Regions from separate parts of the Homo sapiens genome. Here region 2 is linked to region 1. Evidence: read pairs that join two places in POLR2A ChIA-PET (ENCODE). Cell type or tissue: OCI-LY7. All regions are shown on one strand. Links, peaks and the distances in the headings refer to the core of each region. The heading gives the core; the rest is flanking DNA.

What was found. Peaks named below come from ENCODE experiments on the same cell type or tissue, not always from the same donor. Only the 100,000 strongest peaks of a DNase experiment are listed, where the experiment ranks them.
Region 2: POLR2A ChIA-PET joins it to region 1 with 9 read pairs; 1 of 35 experiments calls an interaction of 5 or more read pairs at or near these places.

What each region holds. Positions count from the first base shown.
Region 1 is chr10:31,915,521-31,926,871 of GRCh38, forward strand. The region is part of intron 1 of ARHGAP12 (Rho GTPase activating protein 12); the gene reads right to left. It overlaps LOC107984219 (a long non-coding RNA gene), which reads left to right and starts at 7,332. Exons shown (of 3, transcript XR_001747415.2): 1 at 7,332-11,351. In OCI-LY7, for the core only: no CTCF peak of the experiment used is centred there; a DNase peak (open chromatin) is centred at 5,691; H3K27ac peaks cover 497 bases.
Region 2 is chr10:31,422,381-31,433,731 of GRCh38, forward strand. The region is part of intron 1 of ZEB1 (zinc finger E-box binding homeobox 1); the gene reads left to right. Among named protein-coding and RNA genes, the nearest start is that of ZEB1, 110 kb to the left of the region's middle. In OCI-LY7, for the core only: no CTCF peak of the experiment used is centred there; a DNase peak (open chromatin) is centred at 4,001; H3K4me3 peaks cover 1,040 bases; H3K27ac peaks cover 759 bases.

The DNA of each region.
Region 1 (11,351 bases), core at 1,074-9,073:
TGTACAGCAAGGTGACTACAGTAAATGACAATATACTGTATTCTTGAAAACTGTAAAGAGAGTGGATGTGTGCTCTCACCACTAAAATGATAACTATGTGAGGTAATGCATTTGTAAATTAGCTAAATTTAGCCATTCCACTACGTATATATACTTCAAAAACTATATTGTACATAATAAAAAACATACAGTGTTATCAATTTTTTAAAAATGTGCTGAGAATGTGGAAATGGAATCATGAAATAATTTACGTTTAAAAAAATGAAACAAACTTCACAGAAAGGACAAAAATCAGATAAATTCTCTGAAAAAAATAATTAAAATGATTATGGGGTAGCACTAAAACTTTAGATCTAGGTAACAGTATCTACAAATGTGTGAATAATTAATGCTATTTTTACTTAAAAACATAAGCTGTATTAAAACAAACGTTTACAGTTTTAATTTTGGGTTGTTTCTTCCTCTGTTCCCCAGACCTGTAGATTCTGTTCTTAAGAGAAAGTTGAACGCTGTTTATCCTGTTTCTATAAAGTATTTTGGTTAAAAGTTTGCTCAATCAAATACAACGCTGTCCAAGCACAATACTCCTGGAACTGAAATGTATTCTATACTATACCCATCACCACACGCCTCCATCCATATTCATCCCAAACACTTACAACTACTAAGTACCCAACTCCCAGTATATACAAGGTCTGCATACCTACTGCCTGCTACACCCCGATGCTGCTCTTAGCAGTCTCAAAAACGCCCATACAAGCTTTTCATGCCTCTTACCAGTCTTCTTCCTCCTCCCTTTTTCCACGTTTCAACAACCACCACCCCCGACACACACGCCTGCTTATATATTTTACTTCTCTGCCCCCAAGTCAGATTCAAATTTCCTATCACGCTATTTTTTAATCTAAAAGCCTCCTCCTTTCTATCTGCCAATTTTTAAAATTTTCTTCCCATTTAAACTACCAAGAAGCCTACCAAAACTTAAACAGTTCAGCAAATGTTGTCTTTCTCCCCCAGGACATCCGTTTTAACCAACCAATCTGTTTAAGAGGTATATCAAAAAAAGTAAACAGGTAAACAAAACGTTAAAGAAACATAATGTATCTTTTTTTTGGAGATGGAGTCTCCCTCTGTCACGCAGGCTGGAGTGCAGTGGCGCCATCTTGGCTCACTGCAATCTCTGCCACCCGGGTTCAAGCGATTCTCCTGCCTCAGCCTCCCAAGCAGCTGGGACTACAGGTGCCCGCCACCACATCTAGCTAATTTTTGTAGTTTTAGTACAGATGGGGTTTCACCATGTTGGCCAGGCTGGTCTGGAATTCCTGACCTTGTGATCCGCCCGCCTTGGCCTCCCAAAGTGCTGGGATTACAGGTGTGAGCCACCACGCCCAGCCGAAACATAATGTATCTTAATTAGTGAGCTTACAATTTAAGTCCAATCCAGATACGTATAACCTATTTAGCAATGCTAATATTGTGAACTATAAAATGTTAATATAGCTTCAAACATATAAAATATTAAGAAACTTTTCCAGTTTAAGCACTGAACTTCGCATCAAATCCTCCGAGTATTTTTTAAAGTACTTGTTTAAAATTAATAATCCCAGGCCGGGCGCGATGGCTCACACCTGTTAATCCCAGCACTTTGGGGGGCTGAGGCGGGCAGATCATGAGGTCAGGAAATCGAGACCATGCTGGTTAACACGGTGAAACCTCGTCTCTACTAAAAATATAAAAATTAGCCAGGCGTGGTAGCACGTGCCTGTAATCCCAGCTACTCGGGAGACTGAGGCAGGAGAATATCTTGAACAGGAGGCAGAGGTTGCAGTGAGCCAAGATCGCACCACTGCACTCCAGCACTCCAACAGAGCAAGACTTAGTCTCAAAAAAATAAAAAAGAAAAGAAATCATTACCCTAGTCTTTATAAAAGTTCAATGAAACTTTCGATCTCCTAACAACTTATTCTAGAAGAAAAACATTCACTTCACAACACTACTGGCTACCCAGGTATCTTCTCCTCCCCAACCCATTCAGGTATTCTGAAACTATACACATTACTCTCTTAAAGAAAATCTTCTAAATATCACTTACATTCAATTACTTGCATGTGTTTACCAATCCCCCATGTTTTAAAAAGATATAATCCACAAAACAAAGGCAAATACATCTGTTAGTGCAGCAATTATTTAAGTCTGGCCACTGCAAAGTTCTAGTGTCAGACATCAGTAACTCACCCAAAAAAAGGAGAAAACACTCTATAATGTTTAAATTATGCCAGTTTACTTCAAATAAACATTGGGATATCAAGAGTCATGGTGGGCAAAGAACCTGACAGACATTTTTCAAAAGAAGATACAGACGGTTCCCAACTTGCAATGGTTCCAGTTACAATTTCCTGACTTTATGGTGGGTTTATTGGAATATCAAATACCTTTTTTTTTTTTCTTTTGAGAGATGGGGGTCTCATTCTGTCACTTAGGCTGGAGTGCAGTGGTACCATCATAGCTCACTGCAGCCTTAAACTCCTGGGTTCAAGAAATCTTCCTGTCTCAGCCTCCTGAGTAGCTAGGACTACAGGTACGTACCACCACACCTAGCTAATTTTTAATCTTTTTAGAGATGAGGGTCTTGCTATGTTGCTCAGGCTAATTTAAATGCATTTTTGACTCACAACATTTTTGACTTATGATCAGTTTATGAGAACATAATACCATCATAAATTAAGGAGCATCTGTATATAAGCGGCCAGTAAGAACCTGCAAAGATGCTGAATATTACTGATCATTAGGGAAATCACACACACACACACACACACACACACACACACACACACACACACCAATGAGATACCACTTCACACCCAACAGGACGGCTATCATTTTTTTTAAATTAAAAAATAGACCAAGTACAGTGGCTCATATCTGTAATCCCAGTAATTTGGGAGGCCGAGGCAGGAGGATCACTTGAGCCCTGGAGTTCAAGACCAGCCTGAGTAACATAACGAGGCCCCGTCTCTACAAACAAAAATTTAAAAAATAGCCAAGGATTGGTGGCACATGCCTGTAGCCCTAGCTACGCAGTAGGCTGAAGTGAAAGAATCGCTCAAGCCTGGAAGTTGAGGCTGCAGTGGGCTGTGACTGTGCCACTGCATTCCAACCTCAGCAACAGAGTGAGACCCTGTCTCAAATAAATAAATATAACTAAATAAATAACAAATGTTTGTGAGGATGTGGAGAAACTAAAACTCTTGTGCACTGCTGGTGGAAATGTAAAGTGGTACAGCCACTAGGGAAAATGGTATGGTAGTTCCTCAAGGAAACTGAAAATACAATTACCACATTATCCAGCAATTCCACTTCTGGGTATACACCCACAAGAATTGAAAGCAGAAAGTCAAACAGATATTTGTATATCCATGTTCACAGCAGCATTAATCACAATAGTCAAAAAGTGGAAGCAAACTAAATATCCATCAATGGACGAATAAACAAAATGTGATACATACATAAAATATTATTCAGCCTTAAAAAGGAAGGAAATTCTGACAGTACAATGTGAATGAACTCTGAAGACTATTTATGCTTAGGGAAATCGCCAGTCACAAAGGGCAAACATTATATGATTTCATGTATATAAGGTACCTAGAGTAGTCAAATTCATAAAGACAGAAAGCAGAATGGTGGTTACCAAGGGATGGAGAAAGACAGCAACAGGAAGTTACTGCTTAATGGGTATGGAGTTTCAGTTTAGAAAGATGAAAAAGTTCTGGAGATGAAGGGTGGTGATGGCTGGACAACAAAGTTAATTTATTTGATGCCACAGAACTGTGCACTCAAAAATGGTTAAAACAGTAAATTTCATGTTATATATATTTCACTAAAGACACTGTAGTATACAATTTAAATCACCTTATACCCATCTACTCAAAAGCCACAAGTAACTAAAATCCTCATGAAGCTCTTACAAATCCTCTTTAAAAGTAGATATAGGGCCAGGCGCGGTGGCTCACGCCTGTAATCCCAGCACTTTGGGAGGCTGAGGTGGGCGGATCACAAGGTCAGGAGATCAAGACCATCCTGGCTCCCACGGTGAAACCGTCTCTACTAAAAATGCAAAAAAATTAGCTGGGCATGGTGGTGGGTACCTGTAGTCCCAGCTACTCAGGAGGCTGAGGCAGGAGAATGGTGTGAACCAGGGAGGTGGAGCTTCCAGTGAGCCGAGATCGCACCACTGCACCTCCAGCCTGGGCAACACAGCAAGACTCCATTTCAAAAAAAAAAACAAAACCAAAAAAAACAAAAAACAAGTAAATATTGGCCAGGCACGGTGGCTCACGCCAGTCATCCCAGCACTTTGGGAGGATGAGGTGGGTGGATCACGAGGTAGGAGTTCAAGAACAGCCTGACCAACATGGTGAAACCCCATCTCTACTAAAAATACAAAAATTAGCTGGCCATGGTGGCATGCCTGTAATCCCAGCTACTCAAGGCAGGAGAATCGCTTGAACCTGGGAGGCGGAGGTTGCAGTGAGCCGAGATCGCGCAACTGCACTCCAGCCTGGGTGACAGAGCAAGACTCTGTCTCAAAAAAAAAAAAAAGTAAATACTAAAAAGCAAACAAACATTCAAACTCTTAGAAAACTGAAAATTAGCCGGGCGCAGTGGCTCACACCTGTAATCCCAGCACTCTGGGAGGCAGAGGTGGGCGGATCACAAGGTCGGCAGTTCCAGACCAGCCTGACCAACATGGTGAAACCTCACTCTACTAAAAATACAGAAATTAGCCAGGCGTGGTGGTGGGTGCCTGTAATCCCAGCTACTAGGGAGGCTGAGGCAGGAGAATCGCTTGAACCCAGGAGGCAGAGGTTGCAGTGAGCCAAGACTGCACCACTGCACTCCAGCCTAGGCGACAGAGTGAGACTCCGTCTCAAAAAAAAAAAAAAAAAAAAAAGAAAACTGAAAAGTAGCACTTACGCAGCATACAAATGATGAACTATTACCAATCCCTCAGCACATTTTGTCATCTACTGGAAAAAAAAAATCCACGATTTGTAAGTTTTATTCAAATTGATTTTAACAAGAATAAAAATCAATAATGTAAACTAAAGCCCAAATTAGGTATCACTACACATCAACTACAATAAAGTTTTTGTTTTTGTTTTTGTTTTAAAAAAGACAATAACAGTGCTGGCAAGTATTCCAGAAACTAGAGTATTTACATAGTGTTAGTGAGAGTGCTAAATAGCACAGCCAGTTTAGTAGTTTCTTACAAACCTAAGTTCCTGTATACCACATTCTCGGCCATGGAACAAGCCTCAATAAACTGAAAAGAACTGAAATTATGCAAAGTATGTTCTCCAATCACAATAAAATTAAATTAGAAACTCTCAAAAAGTATCTTAAAAACCCCAAAATTGTTTTTGGAATCTAAGCAACACACTTCTAAATGAGTCAGGAGTCAAAAGACAAAATCAGGCTGGACAAGGTGGCTCACGCGTGTAATCCCAGCTCTTTGGGAGTCGGAGGTGGGAGGATCACTTGAGGCCAAGAGTTCAAGACCAGCCTGGTGAGTTTTGAACTCCTGGTGAGACCCCGTCTCTACAAAAACTAAAAAAACTAGCCGGGCATGGTGATATGCACCTGTAGTCCCAGCTACTAAGGGAGGCTGAGGTAAGAGGATTACAGGAGCCCAGGAAGTCAAGGCTGCAGTTTGTGACACTGCACTTCAGCCTTGGTGAGAGTGAAACAACGTCTCAAAAAAAGAAAAAAGAAACCAAACAGGAAATGTGTACTGAATGAAAATGAAAACATGTAATTTCAAAATTTGTGGGATACAGCTGAAGTAGTGCTCAGACAAAACTTACAGCACTAAATGCCAGAAAAAACACAAAGTCTCACATCAATGACATAAGCTTCCACTCTAAGAAGGTAAAGAGGAGCAAATTAAATCCAAAGTTTGTAGAGGTCGGGCGCGGTAGCTCATGCCTGTAATCCCAGCACTTTGGGAGGCAGAGTCGGGCGGATAATGAGGTCAGGAGTTCGATACCAGCCTGACCAACATGGTGAAACCCCGTCTCTACCAAAAATACAAAAATGAGCTGGGCATGGTGGTGCATGCCTGTAATCCCAGCTACTGGGGAGGCTGAGGCAGGAGAATGGCTTGAACCCTGGGGACAGAGGTTGCAGTGAGCCGAGATTGTGCCACTGCATTCCAGCCTGGGTGACAGAGCAAGGCTCCATCTCAAAAAAAAAAAAAAAAAAAAAAAAAAAGTTTGTAGAAGAAAAGATATGAAAAAGATGAGAGCAGAAAGCAATAAAAAGAAAACAGAAAAATGTTAGAGAAAAATCAATGAAACCAGAGCCTGGTTCTTTAAGAGCAGTAAAACTGTCCAGGTGCAATGGCTCACACCTATAATCCCAGCACTTTGGGAAGCCAAGGCAGGCAGATCATCTGAGCTTAGAAGTTCAATGCCACCCTGGGCAACGTGGTGAAACCCCATATCTACCAAAAATACAAAAAATTAGCCGGGTGTGGTTGGCATGTGCCTGTGGTCCCAGCTACTCAGGAGGCTGAGGCTTGTGTCCAGGAGGCAAAGGCTGCAGCGAGCTGAGATCATGCCATTGCACTCCAGCCTGGGAGACAGAGCAAGACCCTGCCTCAAAAAAAAAAAAAAAAAAAAAAAAAAAAAAAAAAAAAAGCACAGATCAGTAAAACTGACAATCCTCTAGCCAAACTAATGGGAACAAAAGAGAAAAGAAACAAATTATCAAAAAGGTAACCAGAGACATAACTACAGATCCTGAAGACATCAAAAGGAAAATAGAAAATATTATGAACAACTTTATGCCAACAAACTCAACAATCCACATGAAGTAGACAAATTTTTTTTTTTTTTTTAAGAGACAGGGTCTTGCTCTGTTGCCCAGGCTGGAGTGCAGAAGCATAATCATAGCTCACTGCAGCCTCTAATTCCTGGGCTCAAGCAATCCTCCTAGCCTCAGCCTCCTGAATAGCTGGGACTACAGGTGCATGCTACCATGCCCTTCTAACAAATTTCTTGAAAGATACAAATAACCAAAGCTTGCTAAAGAATAAACAGATAACCTGAATACTCCTATATCTATTAAATAAACAGAATTTGTCTTTAAAAGCTTCCCACAAAGAAAACTGGCCCAGGCGGCTTCACTGGTGAATTTTACCAAAAACGTAAAGAAGTTACTACCAATTCTACATAAATCTCTCAAAAAAAAGTTGAAGCAGAGAGAAAACATCCCAACTCCATTCCACCAAAACCAAAGACATTATAAAAAAGAAAAAAATCATAGGTTAGGCAAGGTAGCTCACACCTGTAATTCCAGTGTTTTAGGAAGTCGAGACAAGAGGATCACTTGAGGTCAGGAGTTCAAAACCAACCTGGACAACATAGCACGAACCCGTCTCTACAAAAAAAGTTTACAAAATTAGCTGGGCATGGTGCCACACACCTGTAGTCACGGCTACTTGGGAGGCTAAAGTGGGAAGCCTGTTTGAGCCTGGGAGTTCGCGACTGCAGTGAACTGTGAACATGCCACTGTACTGCAGCCTGGGGTGACAGAGCAAGACCCTAACAGGAAAAAAAAAAAAAAAAAAAACAGGCAAAATATTTAAACAGACTTGTCCAAAGATCTATAGATGGTAAATAGGCTCATGAAAATATGCCCAACATCTTTAGCCATCAGGAAAATGCAAATTAAAACCAAAAAGAAAGAAATGTCACCACACATCTCACAGAATGGCTAAGTCAGGTCATACCAGTGTTTTTGAGAATGCAGGGCCAGTGGAACTCACACACAAAGCTGGTGAGGATGTAAAACTGAACCAGCATTTGAAATAAGTTTGGCAGATGCTTAAAATGTTAAATATGCATCTACCACATGATTCAGGGATTTTCCTCTTAGGTATTTACCAACAAAAATTAAAGCATATGTAGACACAAAGACAGTAGTTTCATCTGTAACAAAGAGAAACTCGCAAGTCAATCAACAATTGAATAAACTAATTGTGGTATATCCACACAATGGAATATCACTCAGCAATAAAAAGGAACGAACTGTTGATACACACAGCAAACTGGGTGAATCTCAAAATAATTTTCTTGAGTGAAGAAAAATCCAGACCAGAATCCATAGTACACGAGTCCATCTGCATAAAATTCTAGAAAATTGATTTCCTAGAATCAAACTAATTGATAGTGACAGAAAGCAGAGCAATAGTTGCCAAGGGACATGGGGAATGAATCACATAGGAGCTCAAGGAAATTTTTGATGGGTGAAAGAAATGTTCATTATCTTGAAAATGGTAGTGGCTTCACAGGTATATACATATGTCAAAACTCTTCAAATTGTACACTTAAAAAATATGTGCAGCTTGTTATACAGCAATTATACCTCAAAACTGTATTTTTTTAAAAAAACTGTTAAAACCCTAATGATGCAAATTAAAACAACCAGGTATCACTACTCACCTACTGGATGGCTTTCAAAAACACAGAATGTTTTGTATGGTAAAGATACCAGCAACTGGAATTCTCTTCATTGCTGGTGGAAATGCAAAATGGTACAACCACTGCGGAAAATAATTTGGTAATTTCTAATAAAGTTAAACATACGCTTACTACATGATCCAGCAATCCCTCTTCTAGGTATTTACCCAAGAGAAATGAAAACATAAGTCCACACAAAGGCCTTACATGAACATTCATAATGGCCAGAAATTGAAAACTCAAAGGCCTATGAACTTGTGAATACAAACTGTGGTACAATCCATCTCTAAAATAGGAAACAGTACAAACCTCAAAAGATCCTTGTAAGAACGGAAAGAGAAAACACGAAAAAAAGCACTTAGATATAAAGCATGATAGATGGTATCACATTAATCACTGCTTACTCAAGGAAGCAAAAGCTGTAATAGAGAAATACAAATCATATAGTATGTAGCCTTCTGTGTCTGACATGTTTCACTTAGATTAATGCTTTTGAGATTCACTCATGTTGTCTCCATAGATCATTCTTTTTTATTGTTGAATGTTAGTTTATTTTATGTATGTACATTACACTTTAATAAAACTGAAATTTAAAAATATATATTATGTAGCAAAATATAGGAAATTTTCAGCCAACTTTAAAAGATGTCACTCTAACCTCATAACATATTCTGAATTCTGCTGTGGGGAAGGAAAAGAGCACAGAACTTGGAGTCAGAGGTCTAAATTTTAAATCTAGGCTTTACCATTTATCAGCTCTCAGGACCCTAGGCACCTTAACTTGCCTGTAAAACAAAGCAAACAATACAAACCTCAAAAGATGTTTGTGAGAAGAAAGAAAAAAAACTTTGTAACTTTCAGACGTCACAGAGTATCTACATTAATCAGTGCTTACTCAAGGAAGCAAAAGTTGTGAGAGTAGAAAAATAGTCACAAACGCACTGATAATTTATAAAACATCCTGTCTCTGTCTCTCGCTGTGTGACTCTGGACAAGTCATTTAACCTCTCTGGGCTTCAGTTTTTTCCATCTGCAAAGTGCAGCTTATTAGTAGTACATACTGCATACTGGGAGAATTAAGTAAATGTGTGTAAGGCACTTGAAATAGTGCATGGAGCATGGCAAGTGCTTTAAAAGTTTTAGGTCTTACTACAAAAAAACTATTATCATCATCCTACCAGACCCAATACTGGCCACCATCCTGCCCAAACAAGCTGTAGCAGTACAAGTGATTAATAATCTAGATCACTGGATTCTCAAACTTTTAGTGAGCAATGGAATAATCTGAAGAACTTTTCTAAAAATAAACTTCTTATTTTAAAAGAGTTTTAGATTTACATAATTACTGCAAAGATAGTCCACAGAGTTCCCATGTACTCTGGACCCAGTTATCCCTATTAACAACTTATGTTAGTATGGTACATTTGTCATATTCAATCAACCAACACTGACACATAACAATTTCCACACTTCATTCAGATTTCCTTAGTATTCTCCTAATGTCCTTTTTCTGTTCCAGGGTCCCATCCAGAATACCACATATACATTGTATAGCCATATCCCAGAGCGTTTTCAAACCACAGATTACAGGCTCTAGCCCTAGATATTCTAACAACAACCGGTATGAGGTGGGGCCCTAAAATTTACATTCTCAAGGATTGCTGATGAGGCCAATCTGAAAATACACTAAGAGTAACATTGGTCTACACTTTTAGACTCCAAAACTGTTGTTCGATACAGCAGTCACTAGTCAAATGTGCCTAATGCAAATTGAGAAATGCTCTAAGTGTAAAACACACTTGATATTTCAAAAAACCTGGTCCAATGTAAAGAACATAAAATATCTCATTAATAATTTTCCTATTACATGTTAAAATGATATTGTGAATATACTAAGTAAAATATATTCATTTATTTCACTTTTTTTCCACGTGCTTACTTTTTATAATGTGAATACTAGAAACTTTAAGCACAAGTAATTTATATAGGCATTACATTTCTATTGGACAGCAGTGGTCTGTGGTCTGGCAGAACAGCATCCATATGACCAAGTGGATATTAGAAGTGCAGGTGATTCCTATGCACGTTAAAATTTGAGAAGCACTAGATTATCAACAGGGGAAGGAGGCTTAGAGACTACACCATTTGGCAGTTCAGTTCAATTAAAGAGCTAATCAATTACAAAACGAAACTGCAGAATATTCATTAAGTCCATGAAGTCAATGAAAGTAATAGGGAAATGGCTGAATCACAGCAAAGCCATATACCAATGAGCCGGGGCCAGCTAACTGAAGAAAAAAAAAAAAAACCACAAGGATAGTGGCCCAATAGGTTCCTCAAAAGAGGTAATCTGAAAAGCCCGATTTGAAGTACAGTGATGCTATGTCGTACTACGACACCTTTCACATCTGATTCATACTACAAAATAGTGCATATTTGCAATTCTAGCCAAAATTGTTAAATACAGGACAAAAGTTTAATTTCACTTTTCTCTCCCATGATTTATTGTAAAACTGTGATGCCCATTTTCTCAGGTAAGTAAAATATTAGTACTACTGTTTAATGGTTAAACAGATCACCACTATTTAGTTTTTACTCCATTTAAAAATTTTAATCACCCGTATTATTTTCAGTAATATCACTTACGTAGAGTACTTAAAAATTTGTAAAGTTCACTTTCTATCAGCCTACTAAAAAACCACTGAGCAGATTCTTTCTAATTAAAGAAAAGTCAAATGATTAACTACAAGTAACATGCTGTTTTTCTACAGCACTTAATCTATTTTCATTTGCACCTCGAAACAACTGGTATTAGCAAATATAAAACCG
Region 2 (11,351 bases), core at 2,147-10,146, 490 kb before region 1:
GTGAAATGTGCAGTACATGTTTAAGGTTGTAGAATATTGGCTCTAAGGAGAATTTTATATTCATTCTTAAAAGAGAACTAAGTTAGAGACAGTATCTTCAGATTATTGTTTCCCCAAAGACCCTTACCTGGTTTTACTGTTGAATTAAACAGTAAAATTAAACTGTTGAGTTAAACAGCATTAAAGATGGTGCAGTAGCATCATTAGATGCATGGCCTTGGAAGAACATAGCTTTCATATCAGAAATGTACTTTTCAAAAAATCTATATTTCCTTTTAAATAATTTTATAATCTCAGCTTTCATTTTAGAGTTGGGGGTACATGTGTAGGTTTGCTATGTGGATATATTGTGTGATGCTAAGGTTTTGGGTGCAAATGATCCTGTCACTCAAATACTGAGCATAGTGCCCAATAGGTACCTTTCCAGCCCTTACTCCTTTTCTTTTGTTCCCCCCTTTGGTTGTCCCCAGTGTCTGTTCCAATCTTTATGTCTATGTGTGCCCAATGCTTAGCTCCCACTTAGAAGTAAAAACATGTAGTATTTGGTTTTCTGTGCCAGTGTTAATTTGCTTAGGATGACAGACTCCAGCTGCATCCATGCTGCCGCAAAGGACATGATTTCATTCTTTTTAATGGCTGCGTAGCATTTCATGGTGTGTGTGTATATATATATACATGTATATATATAAATGTATATATAAATGTACTTTTTCATGTGAGAATTCTTCCAATAAAATATTGATGACTGTGGCATAGGAGTGTAAAATTAGAAGTGCTTCATATGGATACAATGCCTACATTTCAGAAATCTTCATGCAGCTCTTCTGGAATGTGGGCAAATTAGTCTCCCGGTTTTCTCTATGGTCAACCATTTTCTATTATACTCACCTTGTCAGAAGATATTTAATTTACCACAATTAACTAAAAGCTTTTGTTTAAAAAGTATGTCTTATGGAAAACAGAACAGAGGTGACTAATTTTTTGTGTGCAGTAAATGTTTTTAAGTAAGCATTTCTACAACCAGGTGAAGGAAATGATTAAGTAGAAATTGGGACTTGCATGTAATTTTTTAAAAGATTGTGAAACTTGTTAATATTATGCATGTATCCAACTTCTTTTCTATTTTCAAATTATTCCAGTAACAAAGGTTTATGCAATAGGTATACTCCCAAAAGGTTGTGTTACTATATAATGCAAATGCATGAGGATCAGTGTTTAAGCAATTAGTCAAAACCTCTAATTTACCTCTTCCCAAACATAATGTATTATCTCTTGAGTTATCTATAAGCGGCTAGTTGTAGGAAAAAATGAGAAAAGCTGGCTATATAGCAAGTTTGTTCATCCAGAAAACTTCAGGGTTTTTAGTTTGAAACCTTCATGAGAAATTTTTAAATAGTTAAAAGCAACTGTAATTGTAGCTACTTGTTATCAGTTGTTCTTCAGGCCTAGTTCTTAAAAGAGAAATTTTAGGAGTATGCTACTCTAATTTCAGCAGATAATCATTTAAGATGCTGTCATGATAGAAAACGACTCCAGAATAATAAGGATAGTTTATATGTTTCTTAGAGATTCTGTAATGATCAATTTTTAGAAAGTATACTTCATACAAAGCCAAATATTTGCTTTTGTTTTTTTGTTGTTGTTGTTTTTCTTTTGTTTGGTTGATTTCAGCCAACCCCATTTACCCCATTATACTCAATTTTAATTTAATTGTTTTGGAAAATGTTCTTCCATTTCATTACAACATTTTACGTTTTCTCTAATATGTGTTTACGTAAATTCACTTTGAAGAAATGCATTTATACCATCAGCTTTATGGAGTTATTGCAAACCAATGCCATCATCAGTGAGACTATAAATTTTTTTTTGCAGACTAGTCTTTTCATCATGACTTTGCATAACATTGTTCCAGCTAGATCAACAAATTGATTATTATATTTTACTATATCATGAATAATGCCCAGAGGCTTAGTAATATGAGTGAAACTTACTGGGGATGATATTTTATTTAAGCTGCTATATTTAAATGGTGCTGCAATTTAGGTATTCCATTGAATCTACATATAGTGCATACTTGACATAGTTAAGAAAAGGTTTTGTTACTTTTCTTATATTGAATATTTGAGTAATACACAGTTCTGTTGTACGTTAGGATTTGAGTCCCTTATGTACAAAAATATTTACTACCTTCTTTGTTTCATTTCAGAATGACCTTATTTAAAAGTGTATGAGGCTATTTATAATCAACTCTGTGGAAGTGATTAAAGAGGTGTGAATAATAGGTTATTGGAACTTGACAGCTCATAGTTTGCTAAACTAGTGTTAGAACATTTATGCTGCTCAGATGTACCTTATTTTCCTTAAGTGAGAATTTCTGTTTTGACATGTGGTTTGTTGATATAATATATTGCATAGGTTTTTCTCTTTTAAGTGGTTTACCAAATCTTGATATTTTATTGCCTTATTTTACATTTTCAGCTTAATCAACATTTTATGCTTAATAAGAATAACCTTGGTACAGGCTATAAACAAAACAGTCAGTATAGACAGAGTACGGTCCTTAAGTGGAGCATCAGCCTTCCATTTCAAGCTATCCTATAAAATAAATACAATCAAATTTTTTTTAAATGGGAAAAAAACTCTTTTCTTACAGAAAATTTGAAAACATTTGGTAGGTTAACATTCAGCAGTTGTTACTCTGGGAGGAATGTTAGAACTCCTGAAGAAATTTGGGATAGCCAATATATCCATAAAAAGAAGAGGTGTGTATTTGGTATTTCATTAAATCTTTACTAATTTTAAATACAAAGACCAGAAAACCACGAATTTGAATCAATTGAATTTGAGTTAGACAGCCTTTTTATTTGAGAATAAAAAGAAATCTAGGAAAGCATTTTTAAAATTTTGAAACCATTACTTAATGAGTTTCCACTGTTCTCATGGATTCAGAGCATTGTCATTTGGTAGTACTCTCAAGTATTCTCAAGATTTACTAAAATGCATTTTAATAATCGCAATTCAGTTTTCCCTAACCAGCCAGGAGGTAATGTTTCTAAAAAGAACGTGGTTGGGAAAACTGTGGCAGAGAAAATCAGGCCTCATAGACAACAAAGGTTAGAGAAATAAAAGTAAAAATTACTGTGTATATATTCTACAATAAACCTGAGAAATTCTTTATAAAAAAATCCAAAATTAACCACATTTCTCAACATGAAAAACTTCCTAGACTAATTCATCACTGGACCCATTTACTCAGTTGTGATTTTAGCATTAGTCACCCACAAATTTTGAATTATGTAAATTACACCCATTTTAAAGTTTTTGAACTATCTGGCTTGAAACCTAATTTTTCTCTTGATTTCCTCTTGTCTTATTTTTCAAGTCTGAGAAATTATTGTGCAGCAGTCTATATTTTGGTGGAACTTAAGGGTATATTTTTCTAGACCTGACTTCATTTATTAAAAAGTTGGAGTACAAGTGTTTATGAAAGGATGGTATAATTGTTTGAAAGTATCAGTTGTATATGCATACATATAAATAGCCCAAATGTTTTATAAAAATGAAGTGTGATGATATATTCAAAGAACGCTGCAATAATTTATTTTTGGAGTACCATGGTACTTTGGAGAGAACTCTAGAGACCTGTTTTTAATCCTTTTCTTCTAATTACTCTCTGTGTGAATTTGAATAGTTTGCTTAGCTTTACTAAGCTTCCTATATCTTTTCCTTAAAAAGTGATGATAATACCAACTCTACCAATGTTACAGTATGTTGTTCTGAGGATGTTCTGGTTAAAGTGCTTTGTAACTTGTGAATTGCAAGGGAATTGTAAGATTTGCCAATGTTGCACTTGTTGCCAATCTGAAGATTCAAGCTATAAGTTGAATACAAAGTATGTGACCTAGAGAAAACATTACTCTGCCCCCTACCCTCATCCCACCCCCATGACTCAGGTTGACAGCTATTCTTAGTTAAGAGATACTTGGGGAAAAGAGGACAGTTTAGAGAACTTCCTGTAGGTATTCATTGACTCGTAGTTCCTTTTGGCCTTCTCAGACACTTTTCTTAAAAGACAGTTTTATATCGGTAACCTCACTCTAAAGTCTGTAGAATAATAGCACATTCTGATTATAGAGTCAGTCTAACTTTATAACGCTAGAGTAGTACAGAGAACTCTCATGTTGTTTAGGTTTTCCAACTGGGGACATCCTGTGATCTGACTGTTCCTAGTGCACAAGCTAATCCCACCCATATCCTGTTTGTGAGTAATTGGATGGATGCCTGGAAAATCTAGTGCCAGATTGTATAGTGCCTTTACAACAGAAATCTCTAGTTTGAATTGATTTACCCTCTACCTAAACAAACACCTCTCATAGGTGAGCCTCTACTCTAAAAAGGCAAGATTATATAACATAGATCCCTAGTTCTTGTTTCCATAGTCATGCTTTGGATGGTACTCCCATTGATCTGGATCAGAGACATATGTAAAATACAATTTCAGGGTGTTGTTTTTCTGTATAACTGAAGCAGTAGATTTTGAATTGTATACCTCTTCCCATGAATATAGAAGACAGCTTTGTAGGAAAAAATTTCTTCTTAAATCATCTTTTTTATCTAAATTATTAAGAATAGGAAAATACCATTTGCATCATTGTAGTCTCTCTTACTTCTTGGGTTCTCTTTACAAGATATCAAAATATGTTTAAAAAAAAAACCCGGATGCATATAGGTGTGTGCAAGCTTGTCGTAATTCAAAAAAAAAATCCATTGTTAAATTTCAAAGACGTGTAATAGTGCTAGCATTTACTACAGCATTGTGATAAAGGGCACAAGCTCTAGAGTCAGTATCCTGGATATAAATGCTAAATCCACCACTTACTGAAGAATTCTACCAGGCATGGCAAAAATAAAACCTTTCTTCTAATTGCCATATTCTTAGCCATAATTTGTGAATTATTCAAAATTAATAATTTGTTTTGGAACCCCAACTCAGTAGGTATAAGCCGAAAAAGGGAAGGACTGAAAAGTATGAAAAGTGATAGCTTCAGTGAGCCCTGGTTGATACCAGGGCTCAAATTATATTATGACTCACTCTCTTTCTCTCCCCCCACCTCCCTTGTATTTCTTCCTCCCTTTCCTCTGTCTGAGACATAGGGCTTGAACTGATTGCTTTAAAAGGCAATGAATCTTGGCCAGGCGCGGTGGCTCAACGCCTGTAATCCCAGCACTTTGGGAGGCCAAGGCGGGTGGATCACGAGGTCAGGAGATCCAGACCATCCTGGCTAACATGGTGAAACCCCATCTCTACTAAAAATACAAACAAAAAAAATTAGCCGGGCGTGGTGGCGGGCGCCTGTAGTCCCAGCTACTCGAGAGGCTGAGGCAGGAGAATGGCATGAACCCAGGAGGTGGAGCTTGCAGTGAGCCGAGATTGCGCCACTGCACTCCAGCCTGGGCAACTGAGCAAGACTCCATCTCAAAAAAAAAAAAAAGGCAATGAATCTCTAATGGTTGATTGTATTTCTGTGGGGTCAGTGGTAATATCCCCCTTGTTGTTGTTTCTGATTGTGTTTATTTGAATTTTTGGTCTTTGTCTAGCTAGCAGTCTGTTTCATTAATTTTTTTCAAAAAAACTAGCTCCTGGATTCGTTGATCTTTTGAATGTTTTTTCTTGTCTCTGTCTCCTTCAGTTCAGCTCTGATTTTGGTTATTTCTTGTCTTTTGCTAGCTTTGGGATTTGTGTGCTCTTGATTATCTAGTTATTTTAGTTGTGATGTCAGGTTGTTAACTCGAGATCTATCTTTTCGATGTGGGCATTTGGTGCTATAAATCTCCCTCTTAACACTGCCTTAGCTGTGTCCCAGAGATTCTGGTACATTGTCTCTTTGTTCCCATTAGTTTTAAAGAACTTTTTTATTATGTCCTTAATTTCATTATTTACCCAAAAGTCATTCAGGAGTAGGTTATTCAGTTTCCATGTAATTGTATGAGTGAGTGAATTTCTTAGTCTTGATTTTGAATTTGATTGCACTGTGGTCCAAGAGACTGTTAAGATTTCAGTTCTTTTACAGTTGCTGAGGAGGGTTTTACTTCCAATTATGTGAGCAGTTTTAGAGAGAAAGTGCCATGTGGCAATGAAAAGAATGTACATTCTGTTGTTTTTGGGTGGAGAGTTCTGTAAATATCTATCAGGTCCATTTGATCCAGTGCTGAGTTCAGGTCCTGAATATCTTTGTTAATTTTCTGTCTCAGTGATCTCATATTGTGAGTAGAGTGTTAAGTTTCCCACTATTACTGTATGAGAGTCTCAGTCTCTTTGAAGGTCTCTTAAGAAGTTACTTTATGAATCTGGGTGCTCCTGTGTTGGGCACATACATATTTAGGATAGTTTGATCTTGTTGAATGTAAACCTTTACCATTGTATAATGCCCTTCTTTGCCTTTTTTAAAATCTTTGTTTGGTTTAAAGTCTGTTTTGTCAGAAACTAGAATTGCAACCCCTGCTTTTTGTTTTGTTTTGTTTTCCGTTAGCTTGGTAGATTTTCCTCATTCCCTTTATTTTGAGCCTATGTGTGTCACTGCATGTGAGATGGATCTCTTGAATACAGCATACCATTGGATCTTGGTTTTTTATCCAGTTTGCCATCCTGTGTCTTTTAATTGGGGCATTGAGCCCATTTACATTTAAGGTTAATAGTGATATGTGTGGATTTGATGCTGTCATAATGATGTTAGCTAGTTACTTTGCAGACTTGTTTATGTGGTTGACTTTATAGTGCCACTGGTCTGTGTACTTCAGTATGGTTTTGTAGGATCTGGTAACGGTCTTTCCTTTCCCTATTTAATGTTTCCTTTAGGAGCTCTTGTAAGGCAGATGTGGTGGTAACAAATTCAGCATTTGCTTGTCTGAAAAGGATCTTGTTTTTCCTTCACTTATGAAGCTTAGTTTGGCTAACTATGAAATTCTGGGTTAGAATTTATTTAAGAATGTTGAATATTGACTCCCAATCTCTTCTGGCTTGTAGGGTTTCGGAGGCCATTATCCTTAGCAAACTAACACAGGCATACTGCATGTTCTCACATGTTAAGTAGGAACTAAATGATGAGAACACATGGGCACACAGAGGGGAACAACAGACACTGGGGCTTACCAGTGGTGGAGGGTGGAAGGAGAGGATCAGAAGAAATAACTAATGGGTACTGGGCCTAATACCTGTGTGATGAAATAATCTGCACAACAAACCCTCATGACACAAGTTTAACTATGTAACAAACCTGCACTTGTACCCCTGAATTTAAAAGTTAAAAAAAAAAAAAAGCCAGTGAATCTGTTGTGAATACTTACAGGCAGAACTTTTTTTTTTTTTTTTTTTTTTTTTTTGAGACGAAGTCTCACTCTTGTCCCCCAGGCTGGAGTGCAATGGCATAATCTCGGCTCACTGTAACCTCCACCTCCTGGGTTCAAGCGATTCTCCTGCCTCAGCCTCCTGAGTAGCTGGGATTACAGCCTGCCACCATGCCTGGCTAATTTTTGTATTTCTAGCAGAGACAGGGTTTCACCATGTTGGACAGGCTGGTCTCGAACTCCTGACGTCAGGTGATCCACCCGCCTTGGCCTCCCAAAGTGCTGAGATTACAGGCGTGAGCCACCACGCCCAGCCATAGGCAGAACTTTTACTTGAGGGAAGGATTGATATAAGATTCTGACATTCTGTTTTTTATGTTCTTTGTATATAATTGCATATGATTTTGAAATATAAATCTTTTGAATTTCTTATTAAACTTGTAAATGATGTTTGTAATCGTAGGCAATTTAAGATTTCGTACTAGTTAAGGTATAGACTGTTAGAATGAATTCAGGGTAAACTGTGTGTGTTTGTGTACTGGGGAAACTGTGTAGTGGTAGCTTATAGGGTCATCTGTTAATTAGTTACTGAGATAGGCAGTTTATATAAATTGCTCATTCAGTCCTTAAAAAATCTTATAAGTAGTTATTATTCTCCCATTATATGTGAGGAAAATACAAGAAACTGCTTCCTTTTGCAAACCAAACACTGCCTTTAAACTTAGCATCTTAGACTGCCACTACCTGCAGACATGACTAGAACTTATTAAATATTGTCTTTTTTCAGTTTAATAGTTACTTAGTAATATGGCCTTTATCTAAATTTCCTAATTTTGCCATGTTAAAATGTAATCCTATTTGAACTATGAACTTTGAATTTACTTTAATAAAAATAATTTCTACCACTGCTAATACAATGTAAAATTTTTAAGCTTAGCTTAAGATTAATGTTACTTTGGAAATAAATTGCTACACATTTACACACATAATTTATATAGGAAATAAATCAGTCTATGGAAATATATTTAGATTATAAGCCTTTTTAGCTACAGAAACAAAATTGTTTAGAATGAACTTACATAGCAAGACAAAATTGAAAACAGAGGCTTTAGAAGCTAGTGTAATATAAAGTTTACAATTTACAAAAATTACTTCATTTAAATAGCAGTTATTTTTACTTACTTTCATTGAAGAAATAAAATCCTATGATTCAACTTACAGTATACAGTCTTTTTGCATGGAGGGATGATTTTGTAAGGCCCAAATCAGTACTGCTTAAATCAGTACAAAGAGTGTATTTGTTTTATGGATCATGTTTCTGGTTTTTTCACCCAGAATAAAACTTTAAAAGGAAAAATTTTCTTCTGTTTCCAAAAGGAACTATTGGGGTATGTGGAGGGGTTGATCCACAACCCTAAACTGGCAGAGAGCTTGGGTGTATATATAAGCAGCTAATCTCTCACCTAGTTCCAGGTACATATCTTTGTTGTTGACCAGAAAAGTGCCTGACCAGAAGTCCACATACCTCTCCTGTTATTTTCCTTCCTATAAATGTGGCCTTGCCTGCCAGGGAGCATTGCCTTAAACTAAACTGGAAATAAGAAGCAGCATTCATTATACTATACACTTGATCTTAGCCAAAAGGCCAAGAAGCAATCATTCATTATACTATAAATCTCTATTGTATGAGGAGTAATAGAGGGCAGATATATCACTACAGGACATGCCTAGTATTTTTACATCCCAGAGTATGTTGCAGGGATCCTAGTATGTAAAAATCTCAGAAGCATAAACAAAATTTATTTTAAATTTTAGTTTTAATAAGCTTTTTTAAACTCCGCATCCTACTTTTAGTGGGATATAAGGGTTATTAAATCACACTTCAAAAAGTTAGAAACCCTACAAAGGCCATACAGAAAATAAAATCCTCTGAACCTAGGTGCTACTAATTCACTCAAGATAAATTTAATCATTTTATTATTTATGGATATAATCTAATGGAATAATTTTAATACTTTAATGAAAACATTACTTTCAATCAGATGTACAGAACTCACAGGAAAACTTGAAAATTCTTAATTATAACTGTAAGACCTACGTAGTATAACTAACAGATAAAAGGATTGTCTTTAAATCTTTATGAAAACGTGAAATGAAGCAACATAAACATTAATTCATTGACAAAACAGTTTATTTTAAACACGTAAGAACAGAAAAGGTGGAGACTTGGTGGTTGTAAATTTGGACAGGAATATATTGAAATATCATGTGTATGTGGATACAGATATCAGTATTCTGGTTACTGCCCTCAAAAAGCATATGTTCTTTTTAAGGAGTTAACAAAGATATGATAAAATACTGAAAGAATAATACCAGTGATACTTAGTAAGTGCTAATAACTACCTTCAGAATATAGTATAGACCAACACTGTCCGGTAGAACTTTCTTGGATGAAAGAAATGTTCTCTATTTTATCTAATAGCCACTGGCTACCTGTGGTTATTTGAGCACTTGAAATGTATGCTGTATGAATGAGGAATTTAATTTTATATTTTATTTAGAAATTTAATTAACTAATTTAAGGATAGACATGGTGGCTCACACCTGTAATCCTAGCAGTTTGGGAGGCCAAGGCAGGTGGATTGCTTAAGCCCAGGAGTTTGAGACTAGCCTTGGCAATATGGCAAAACCCTGTCTCTACAGAAAATTTAAAAATTAGCCAGGTGTGGTACTGTGTGCCTGTGGTCCCAGCTACTCAGGAGGCTGAGGAAGGAGGATGTCTTGAGCCTGGAAGGTTGAGGCTGCAATGAGCTGTGATCATGCCACTGCACTCCAGCGTGAGCAACAGAGCGCAATACCCTGTCTCAATTTTTTTTTAATTCAGTGTGAATAGATACATTTGATTAGTGGCTAACCTTATTAAATTCTACAATTCTCAAAAGATGCTTGTCTCAGGAACCCTTCATTTAAAAGTGATTTACGGCCCCAGAGTGCTTTTGACTATGTGGGTTATATTTACTGATATTTACAGCATTAAAAATAGAAAAATTTTAAATATTTATTCATTCTTAAAGTTACTACATGTTAACATAAAATATCTTTGAGGAAAAGCTATTTTTAAAAAAGAGTGGCATTGTTTTACATGTTTACAAATCTCTTTAATGTGTGGGTTAATAGAAGGCAGTTGAATTCTCATATCTGCTTCTATATTCTAGCTGTTGCAATGTGTTGAACTGTATTAAAACCTAACCTCACATAGATAGTTAGTTGGAATTAGCCTTTTTAGATAATTGTGGATATTCTTTGATTACCAAAACTCACCAAGTAGCAGTTTCTTAAAGTTTAGTTGTGATGTAAAATATAAAACCATATCAATGAATTTTATAGTTACATTAAAAAATCACTGCTCTCTTGAACTTTGAGTGGGCCTTTTACCCACTTACTAATTTGCAACATCATGCATTAGTTATTTGGAAGATATTGGTTCACTGAATTGTCCAGATCTTCCAAATGTTGACACATTCCATTTTACCCAATCAAAAAATCACTAATAGCAGCACCAATCTCTTCAGAAGGGTCTTCAAAATTAGGAAATTGCAAAATTCAACTCAGCTGCAGTTAACATGTTTTCCAAAATTCTCATTTACATCTGAAAGCTCAAATTTTATTGGCAACAAATTTGGCCAATTTGTCTTCCTTTAAATGACAGGCTTATTTGGCTTATTTTTGAGAAAATATCTGCCAAATACTCAAACCTGAATAACCATTGTTTGTCAGTTGGTTATTCTTTCAAGTTAAATAGATGTACCATGAAAAAAGCAGCTACTTCGGTAGCAACTTAATTCCAGGAGTGATTTTCCATAAGACATCTGTTATACTTTGATGTCCAGCAGAAGTGTTTTGTGTATACATCCCATTTTGTTGTACAGAACACTAAAAAGACATACACTACAGGGTCAAAACTTATTAAAGTAATTTTTACTACTTCATCAAGGATGTACTTAAGT